Linked DNA regions of Homo sapiens: region 1 is linked to region 2. Evidence: read pairs that join two places in POLR2A ChIA-PET (ENCODE). Cell type or tissue: PC-9. All regions are shown on one strand. Each heading gives the region's core, and the rest is flanking DNA. Links, peaks and the distances in the headings are about the cores only.

Region 1 (5,385 bases), core at 315-5,314, 210 kb after region 2:
GCCATTGTAGTTAACCCTTTTGAGGTAGTAAAAGTTGGCTTGCAAGCAAATCGGAACACATTTGCAGAGGTAACCATTTAATGTTTTTCTATTGTTAGGGGCATGTAAAAATTTATTTATTTATTTATTTATTTATTTATTTATTTATTTATTTATTTATTTTGGGACAGAGTTTTGCTCTTGTTGCCCAGGCTGGAGTGCAATGGCGCAATCTCGGCTCACCGCAACCTCCGTCTCCTGGGTTCAAGCTATTCTCCTGCCTCAGCCTCCCTCGTAGCTGGGATTACAGGCATGCACCACCACACCCAGCTAATTTTGTATATTTTTTGTAGAGACAGGGTTTCTCCATGTTGGTCAGGCTGGTCTCGAACTCCTGACATCAGGTGATCCACCTGCCTTGGCCTCCCAGAGTGCTGGGATTGCAGGCGTGAGCCACCACGCCCAGCCATAAAAACTTATTTTTAATGTGCATGTGAAACAATGGGCACAACTTTTATCCACTTATTAAAGGAATAGCAAATCACTGTTAAGGAAATAGCGTAAGAAAAAATCAAGTATCTCCTGCAAGTAAAGTGTTAACAAAAATGCACTGAGATCTAATGGACAAACACTTGTTTATTGTTTATTCATTTTTTATTTTAGAGCTCTAATATAATCTGAAGTGACTTATTTGGAAATATTCTCCCAGCTGCTGGCAAAACTTCTTTTCAATTGCTCTAGAATGGACTATAGCTAAACCACTGAGGTGATAACATTATTTTGCTTTAAAAAAAAAACTGAGTCATTTTTTTAAAAAATGACCTCACTCCTTTCCCCACTACACCCACCACCCATCCTGGAAGATTCTGATAATCTGTCAAATTTGTCTTTTGGTTGAATCTGAATGAGCACTTGGACAATGACGGGTCTTGACATTTCATCATTGGTACATGACGTATTGTGCAGACAGCATTCCTTGGTGTGTGCTGCCTTCACTTCCTTCCAGTTACCTAAGAATTCCCTTTCAACTGCCAAATCCAGCTGTTCTTGTTTTATTCTTTTGGGTGCCAGGCACAAGGTAGGAGGAAAACAAGGGGATTGGCATTCCAGGTCCCTTCTTAGCTTTTTAATTTAATTCCACAACTAGGTAGCATGTGGTAGAAATTGGTTTGGAGTATCTGCTGACCTGATCTTTCTGTAGGAAAGTTTCCCTGCCTACTGCATAAGCAGCTGCTAATGGGTGGAGACCCCCTCACTCCCACCCCACTTCCTGCCTGCTGATGCTGCCTGAGAGCTTCCTGGCAGTTTCTCAGGCAGGGGTATGGGGAAGGAGGGGGGCCCTACTCACCTTTAGCTGCCAAGACCTGAGGGGACAGGGTTGGGCTGTTACAGTAGATGGTATCTACTCAGATGAAGTCAGTCCTAATTCAGGGGGAATTTTTTTTACATTTCAAAAGATTGTCTTAAATACAGTAATATATAGCATCTTATAAAAAGTTGAAAATCTCTGTATTCTAGTTTTCGTTTCTCTTTACTCTTTCTTGAATAAACGAAAAAGATGGTGCGGAACAGGGGGAGGGGAAAAGAAACATTTTTCAAATGGCTTATTAATATGGAGCATTTAAAACAGTTCCCATGGAATCTGCTTAAGGAAAACTTGGTTTGTAGGACTGGGAGAATTACCAGTTAGAAGAAAATTGCAGAGATCCCTGTCCGGTGTTCCCATCTTACCCCTTGGGAAGCTTGTCTTGAAGCAGCAGTGAGTAGGCAAAGGAATAAACAGGACTTGAGCTGCAATTCTTTATCTAGGCAGCATGTAACCACAAGGACTCAAATGGGACAGAGCATCAAGGGGCACTTGCAGGAATGAAAGTCATGAGTTATCAGGGCACCTCGGCTCATGCTAATGTTCTTTTTCTCTCCATTGCCCTCAAGGAGGCTCTGCACTGAGGCCAAGTAAGAGCTGCTAATGTTTTGTATGTGCTAATGACTTGCAAGAATGCAATAAACACCCTTCCTGCCCAACAAAAGAATGTGCTGCATGTGTACATGCTTCCAGTTCATCACTTACACAAATGCAGTCGGTGTAAATTATGTATATTTAGCCATTTTTTAAAGCAGGGGCCAGGGGATAGTGGGAGCTTGTTCGGGGTCATTTCTTTTGCATTATCCACTGAACTGGACATTATCAGGTATTTACTTAGAATAAAATCAATTAGATGCATTATAAAATATTTTAAAAGTGACTTTATTTAGAATTTAGCAAAGTAGTGATTACATAGGTAACATGCATCAGCATTTATTTACAGCAACTAGCAGAATTCAGTAGCTGAAATGAGGTGGTGTTTTGATGTGGCACATTATGGGCAATGTTCATCAAATTGAAGCCATAGGTGCTTTTACTCAACAGACAGTAATGGGATTGTGACTATTGTAGAAAATGTCTGAGAAAAAGAGATGACGTGATAAGAATAGAACATTCGGATATTGCTGGTCATTTTTGCTAGTATCTTATAGGTCTTTTATCTAGGACTCAATAATGCCGAAGCCTTCTTCATTGACTAGCTCCTTCTTTTATCCAACAAGGGGATAGATAACCTTTAGTTAACCTGTGCCTGTGTTGATTTAACTCAAATATTAGGTATGCTCACCTCGGCATGTGTATGGCCAGGAATACTTCTTGCTTTCTTCACTCTAAGGCTTTGTGGGTTGTTAAGTATAAAAGGGAGATGTAGAGGAAGAGGAAGAAGAGGAGGAAGAGAAGTGGAAGAAGAAAAGAATTAATTTAATGTCCACTGCCTTTAAAGATTTGACTTAAAAAAATTAATCCAAGCATAAAAGTAATGCATATTTATGTTATAAAGCACCAAAATATATATGTATTTCTTAAATATGTGTGTATAAGTGCACTAAAAATGATCTAGACTCTAGAGCAGTGCTATCTAATAGAAATATGTGAGCCACATTTTTAGTAGCTACATTTAAAAAATAAAAAGAAACAGGTGAAATTAATTTAATAATATATTTTATTTAACCCAGTATATTCATTTTTCTTGACTATTTTTAGAGCAATTTTAGGTGCACAGCAAAACTGAGCAAGAGGTAGAGACTTCCTATGAACCCCATGCCCCGACACATGCATCATCTTCCCCATGATCAACATCCCCCATCAGAGCAGTCCATTTGTTTTAACTGATGAACCTACATTAACATGTCATTATCACCCAAGTCCATAGTTTACATTAGGGCTCACTCTTGGTGCTGTACCTTCTATGAGTTTGAACAAATGTATAATGACATATATTCACCATTATAGTATCATACAGAGTAATTTCACTGCCCTGAAAATCCTCTGTGTTCTGCCGATTCATCCCTCCCCTCCCCACTTAATCCCTGGCAACCACTGATCTTTTTACTGTCTCTATAATTTCTCATTTCAGTGTGTAATTGATATAAAAATTATATGAGATATTTGCATTCTTCTTTTATACTAAATTTAAAAATCTGGTGTATATTTTGTGTTAACAGCACATCTCAACTAGGACATTTCAGGTGCTCAATGGCCACGTGGGTAGTAACTTCCAACATGTGGGTAGTAACTTTCATATAGGGTAGTTCAGGTCTATAGGAATTCATACTGAAATTCATACCTCTGGAGAGGAGACTGGAATAGAGGAGGAGAAGGTGAGAGTTTAAGAGAAGGGCTTTGTGATGTTGAATGTTTTAACATGAGAATGCATTCATGTTTTGTCTGTGAACATTTACTTTCAAAAGTAATGTATGCTCATCGTAGAAAATTTAGAAAATATAGAACAGTTTAAAGAAAAGTATGTTATCCAAAGGAAATGCTTCTAATGGCTCTGCCAAGATCAAGCCCTGCCTTCAGGGAAGACCTTCTCAACTGATCAGGTGGGAATGACTTGCTGGCCCATCTTGGAGCTCAACCTTGCATAATTCAGGTGCCATGATTTCATTTATAGGAGCAGAACCCATATTTTTTCCTACTCTGTAATTTCTAACAGAGTTTAAACTTTGTTTGCCAATTACTGAAGAGCATATACAATCAGAGCTGTGTAGAACAGGAAGAACAATCTTGTGGGGAGAGACACACTGAAGTTCTCATTACACTTTTTACCATTATCCAACAGTGTGGCCTTGAATAGCGTACCTGCAGTTCCCTCATTGGTAAAATGGTAGTGATCAGTCCATCTCCTTACAGCAAGGCATCTGTGTAGTGGTTGGAAGCACAAGACCTGGAGGGAGATCTTAGTTATTGACTATGTGACAGCCTCACATTTCCTACCCTGACCCTAGCCCAGTTTCCTCATTTGTTAGGAAAAAATAATAGTAATAGCCATGTCAAACAGTCAAATGAGGGTTAAGTGAGACTATATAAAGCTGTCAGTATGGCCTGGCATGCAGTGATGGTTCAGTAAATGTTAGTCATTATTATTACAACATGATTGTTATGAGAATTTTAATGTGTTAATATATGCAAAGGTCTTAACATGGAGCCTGGCAAATGGTAGGCATTCAACCAATGATAACTATTTCTAGATGCAAGGTGATCTTACAAATGCGTAAGTTTAAGTAGAGACAGATTTATTTTGAGATATTGCTCCAATTAATATTGAGCAGTCACAGCTGACTCCAGTTGTGGGCACCAGCACAGCTCACTGAGCAAGGGTCTTCTCCCTCAGTGTGCCTTAGGTCATTATCAGATGCCACTGCCATCCATTCAGCCTGAATTCCTTATCAAGGCTTACGGACTGGCAGCCTGCTTACAGTGCCTGTTGATAAGGTCTTTAAACTCAGATAAGGGCCCATTATCATAAATAGCAGTAGCTGGATATCTGTTTACTGTAAATAACTAGCACTTAGCAGCAGAAGTTAGAGATGAAACAGAACATTTGAGGCCACTTTGGGAAGAATTCTACCACAATCAAGAGATTTCTTCCTCTGGAATAGCTGTATAAAGTTAACATGAATTCTCGATTAAGCCTTCTTAATCACTTCACATGGAAGGTTATGAACTAAGCTCATTTTCAGCCTTTTCAGTCAGCTCCTAGTTGTGGTGGAACACCAAATGGATGGGCTACATGCAGAATGGCCAACTGGCTTGACAACACCTTTAAGAAAAGCAGAGCAGGTACCCCATAGATGCTTATTTTACAGATAGGTAGCTCTTGTCCTGCCAGTTGGGAGAATTTCTCAGGCAGCATGTCTGCTGTTCAACCTGTCTACCCTAATGTCTTGGACATAAACCACCATGGTGTCCTACACAGCATATTTTGGGTTTTCCTATTTCTTCAGCCTAAGGTGGTGAGTCCGTGGGGTCTTTTAGACATGAAATTTCCTAACAACTTCCAGCAAGAAGTTGCTGCAGCTGAGAGGGGCACTGCAGCA
Region 2 (5,385 bases), core at 128-5,127:
CAATAAATTAATGTATCTGAAATACAATTCAGTTTACAGAACTTGGGTTTACATAAAACTTTTCAGAAACACAAGCTGAGAGTAGTGAACAAGAGTAAGCATAAGAGAGTTAAATCTGAATATATTAGAGACTGATTTATTTCAGTGATGCAATAAGAAATATAGATTTCTGAAGTTTTTTGTTTTTGTTTTTGTTTTTTTACTAATTTATGTTTTACTCATTACATATGCCATGTTTGTATACATGTGCCTTAAATTGATTGGTTTTCATCAGGTTTCTGTTGGGAAGTTTATGAGTCTAAGTTATTGTTCAGGAACCAAAATTCTTTGTGGTTGGTCCTGTTTGTTCATTAATTGAATAAAACAACGAGATGTGAACATGATGATCAGATTGGATTTTCTGTGCAATGATCCAGCTGATTGATTGGCAATCATTTATCATGTATTGAAATATCAAAATCAACCAAGCAGAAGAAAGTGTATTTGATTCTGCACATAGACTAAGGCTCAGCGGGATGCAGACTTAGAAGGCCGTAACACAGAGATGACAAGGACACCAAACCTGCTGCTCTGCTAAGGCTGTCCAGAGACTGAGTCTCAAACAGAACTTTGCCCTAATTAATGCACAAGGTGGTCTTTGCCTTATGAAGAGCTGTGTCATCCTGCAATGAGTGAACTCCACCTAATTAGAGTCCTAGATCAGTAGACCCCTGTGGAATCTTAGTTAAAGGCCTGGCACAGTCCACTCTGTGCCTAGGGGAGTTGATTTGTTACCATACGTGAGTCTGTTTAAATTGAAATCTAGGTGTTGCCAGGAGAAGGCTTCTCGAAGAAAGATGAAGTAAGAAAGGATTCAACACTAGGGCTCTATATGTAGCTTAACAGCATGCGTTCAGGGAGTATGTTTGAGAAAACAATCTAAATCAAGGGTTAACATGCAGACCATTTTTGCAGCATTTTGCTGAGCACCCAAAAGAAAAAACAAGCCAAACATTATATCGAGTTGCCATTAAAAAAAATTTTTTTTTAAAAAAAGTTGTTCTTCTCTCCAGAAAATGTCTGAAATAATAGATGGATTTAAAAAGGAAACACATTTAATTAACCTATACTTGTTTATTGTATACTTTTGTTCCTTTATTTCTCAGCTTTCCAATACAGACTGAATCATCAAACAATAATGGAAACACAAAAAAACTCTTTCCTTTCTGCCATGAGTTTCTGAGCATTTTCTATTCTTTCTTGCCTCATGGCCTTTGCATTTGCTGTGTCCTCTGTGGGGATGGCTTCTCTGGCTCCCTGTGTGGCTGATTCTTCCTCCATTCCCACGTGGACTAACCATCCGTCTCCTCGCAGCCCTATTAATGCTATCCGATCTTTGTTTGTTTCCTTCACAATCCAAAATTATGTTGGCATAGTTTACGTCATTGTCTCCTACCTCTCAACCACCGTAGTTCCATCATCTTGAGCAATGCCAGGCACACAGTAGGTTTTGAAAAAGAAAGGCTCAGATGAAGTGAGTGCTACCCTTTTAAATGTACACATCACATATTTATCACCAATAGGCCGCAATGGAAACCAATGTCACTCTCTACTATGTTGCCTCAAAAAAGGCTGTTCCAGTCACTGACGTTTGAATATGGTTAAGCGTAAGCATGTTTATTTTCCTCCTTGCTTTGTTTGTGAAGGCATTCCTAATTCAGTCTGAGGTCTTCTGGGAGGAAAAGCTCAGCTAGGGAGTACTTGTTCACTCCTTATCAACCCAAGTGAGAACAACGTTGCTAAGAGCGCCTCATTGGCTATATTATTTCTAGGAGCCCAAGACAATGTGGAGAAATGTGGGGCAACGTGCCTTCAGCATCGCCCGGCTTAGTTAGACACAGCAGTTGCTGCAGTGCAGCCTCAGGGTTTTTTCAGCAACAGGCTTTCAATCAACAGCCAAAGGAAACTTAGCATGGCCCTGAAATGAAGCAAATATTTAGCAAGCCATCTGCCTTATTTTCTCTTTTAGTCTCTCAAGCTGAATTATAATATCCATCTGTCCTTGTTGTACCATAGAAAGAGACCCTAGCCATGACCTTATGGCTCCAGGTACACTGTTATAAATGAGCCTCCAGCAGCAGGAATACACGCAGCAAAGTGAAGGGACAGCATTGTGCATTGATCTCCTCCTGTGTGGGGATTTACCATGTTTCTCAATGAATATCAAATTTTGTAGTTCTTCTAGGATATCAGATTTAGAGACTGCATGATTTTCTTCTGGATCTACAAGGACAAAGTGGAAAAAATAAAATTCATTTTAAAACTATCATATTGAAACAGAAAACCCCAATACGTTTACTTATATTACCGTTCTTGGCATTCCTGCTGATTAAAACCCAATGAAATTCAATCTTACCTTAAAAGTCACACGTGTTTTGAACAGAACTGTGGAAGGGGCTCCCAGAGAACCTTTAGGTGATTTCCATTTATTCTGAGAGGTTCTGGTCTGTGGTTTAGTTCTCGCTTTACATTGTCAACATTTCTATCACACATTAGTTACCAAACATGGAAAAGTTGTTAGTGGCTTTGAAAGCTAATGCAGGGTGGTAGTAATCATTTCAGGAGCTTATCTATCTCTCTTGGACAACACAGAAACTGAGAAAAGGCAAACAGTACAAACGGTGGCCCGGGCCGGGAGATGGAGAGGGGTGGTGGGAGGGGGGCTGGTGGAAAGCATTCCAGTCTGTTTGGTTCCTTCACAAATCCTAATGAGATAATAGCTCATCCAGTCAAGCCCATTCCTTACTGTCAGGAAGTGCCACACAAGTAAATGAAGAAATTATTTGAAGAGGGATCAGGATGGGTGTGGACTGTTTGTGATTCAGCTTGGGAGAAATGCAGATGCAAGTTTCTTTAGCTTGACTAGGTTGATTTCCCTTCACGGTGCTGTCTCAACTTCTGTGATTGTTGGCCTGAGGTTTGCAAAGCTGATAGTACTGATAGATAAAAACCCAGTACCAGTAATTAAAGGAAATGTGGAATAACTTAGCCTGGAGTAACTATTCTATCATTTAGAAACAAACTTGTTTCTGCCTTGACATTCAAACCAAATAGAATTTTACTCTAAACCTGCAGGACTCCATAAGGTTCCCCTCTTTAATGGAGAATCCATACATATGCAAAGGAAAGTTTTAAAAATATGTTATTGTATTGACACCCTGTAATTAAAAATGGAGAGGATGATTGAAAGGAATGTGGGACCATATATACACTTTTGGGGAGCAGAATCTCAGAATTAGATATAAACAACAATTGTCACGATAGTACTTGAAAGATGCCCATCCCACCCCCTAGGTTCCTTTGCTTAGATTTGCAAGAATGTTTTATTCTGCTTCAGTACGCTGTAGCCTGGTATATTCAAGGAGATGACAGTGAGGACAACTTAAACTATTGAATTGGTCAGATGTTGAACAGTGCCAATCAGGAGATCATGTGGATCCGCTCCACTAAAAATAGTCATGATAAGTATAGACATTAGGTGGCTTCCACAGAAACCTGTTTGCTCCTAAAAATTAATTGAGTCCCCATTGCTAAACTAAAAAGAGAACCACAGTGTGCAGACTCAACTTGCATAGTCCTTGGGGGAGAATTCCTTCAAAGAGTTGCCATATTAAACTTGGGCCTAGGGACAGAGAGATCTCTCAAATCAAGCTCTGGGTCAGTCCCATGCCTGGTCACAGCTTGTTCCATTCCAGGATAAGTTGAGATGGAAAGATATGGGTGATAAAAAAATTCAGTGATGATTCAAGATTATCCTGTTAGGAGATTCCTGGGGAACATTAAGGAGTTTAGACAGAGCCGCATTCTGGATAGTGTGTGGGCAGTTAGAAACTCTATACCAGCCAGGGTTTTAGGATCCTAAATAGTTGTTTGGAGGTAGCAGTGGCGAGATATGAAATTTAGAGTGGATTGAAACACTTCTAGGATATTTTGAGTTATCTTCTCCATTTGAAAGAGTGGAGTTTCAGTTGCCTGGTAACAGCCCTCAAAAAAAAAAAGATAAAGAACCACAGGTTTTAGCTGTTGGATTTTTTTCTTCTTTCTTTCTGCGGGAAAGGTAGTACTTAGGGAGATTATCTGAGGTATCTAGTGGAATGAAACTCATGAAAATGAAAAAGCAAGGCAATTAAGATGGAAATAGTACCTGGAAAACATACTAAGTGCTTAATAAGTATTAATGTTTCTTGAATAAAGTTTTGAGAATAAAAGACACCAACATATAAAAAGTTTTAAAAATCTCAGCCCTTCTTCTTTTCTCTCTCTCTCTCTCTCTCTTTTCTCTGTGTGTGTGTGTATAACTCTAAGGAGCAAAAGTGAGAATTTTAACAACTATATTTTATAAACTAGAAGCAGAATCCTACCACTTTCTTTTTACCCCATAAGTACTGGTGAATTGGAAGTTAAGTGGAAATGGCATAGGAACTAGGATATTAATTTCAGTCAGTGCTTGGTGGCTGGTGATTTATAGCTTTAATATAAATGAAGAGTTAATTCCCGAGGGATGGCATGCTTTTTTTTTTTTTTTTACTCCCAAGATAAAACAGACACAGGTTAAGTGTAAGGAAGAATTTGATTCCAGGAATTTTAAGGCCTTGGAGTGTGTTGCTTAGAAAGTTGTGTTACTTACTAGAATTTGTGGGTTTCCTTTTGCTTCAGCACTTCAATTATAGAGATTCTCCTTCCTAAGATTTTTTCACCTTTCAAGAAAAGCCTATGAGGTCGCCTGGATTATAGTCAATAGTAAAAGGCATGTACTTTGCCTGAGATTCAGACAGCTGTTCTTTACTCAAGTCCTAAAAGGTTAATAATAATGTAATTTCTACTTATTATCCAAATAAACTTCTTTCTAAAACAATTTGGGCTTAACCAAATACAGATTATAAAAACGCTGTTTTGGAACTTAAAAAAATCTACTTAAATTTTGATATTTTTTTCTAATTAATCATTTCCTTTTATCCACTCTGACTGAAAGCTAGTCTGTAGTCAAAACCATTCCTAGAGATTTGCATTCAACTTTCAGCCATGCTTAGCATCAGAGAACCTTATGGTGCTGAAGTCTTGGGAGTCAAAAATCTTCTCATCTGTCTCTACTGTGTATTCCCTTACAGTAACTGAAAGAAGAATAGTTGTGAGTAAGGTGAAAAGAGAAAGGAAACTCTACTCTGCTCTCTTGTATATGGCTATCTATAGTGCAGAACCAGAAAGAGAAAGAAATACTGTGATCTAGCAGAGAGTTTGTTATTTCCCTGATCAGGAAGCTTCTATCCTGGGGCTGGAGGAGGGGGCTGGGCAGTTTCCTGATTCCTCTTGCTCAGTTTAGAGAGAGTTCTGATGTGGAGGCTGGTG

The links. ChIA-PET counts read pairs that join two places held together with the same protein. Peaks named below come from ENCODE experiments on the same cell type or tissue, not always from the same donor. Only the 100,000 strongest peaks of a DNase experiment are listed, where the experiment ranks them.
Region 1: POLR2A ChIA-PET joins it to region 2 with 8 read pairs; 2 of 35 experiments call an interaction of 5 or more read pairs at or near these places.

What each region holds. Positions count from the first base shown.
Region 1 is chr14:36,720,254-36,725,638 of GRCh38, reverse strand. SLC25A21 (solute carrier family 25 member 21) reads left to right here. Exons shown (of 10, transcript NM_030631.4): 6 at 1-69. Among named protein-coding and RNA genes, the nearest start is that of PAX9, 61 kb to the right of the region's middle. In PC-9, for the core only: no CTCF peak of the experiment used is centred there; no DNase peak of the experiment used is centred there.
Region 2 is chr14:36,933,650-36,939,034 of GRCh38, reverse strand. The region is part of intron 1 of SLC25A21 (solute carrier family 25 member 21); the gene reads left to right. Among named protein-coding and RNA genes, the nearest start is that of MIR4503, 16 kb to the left of the region's middle. In PC-9, for the core only: no CTCF peak of the experiment used is centred there; a DNase peak (open chromatin) is centred at 2,854; H3K27ac peaks cover 375 bases.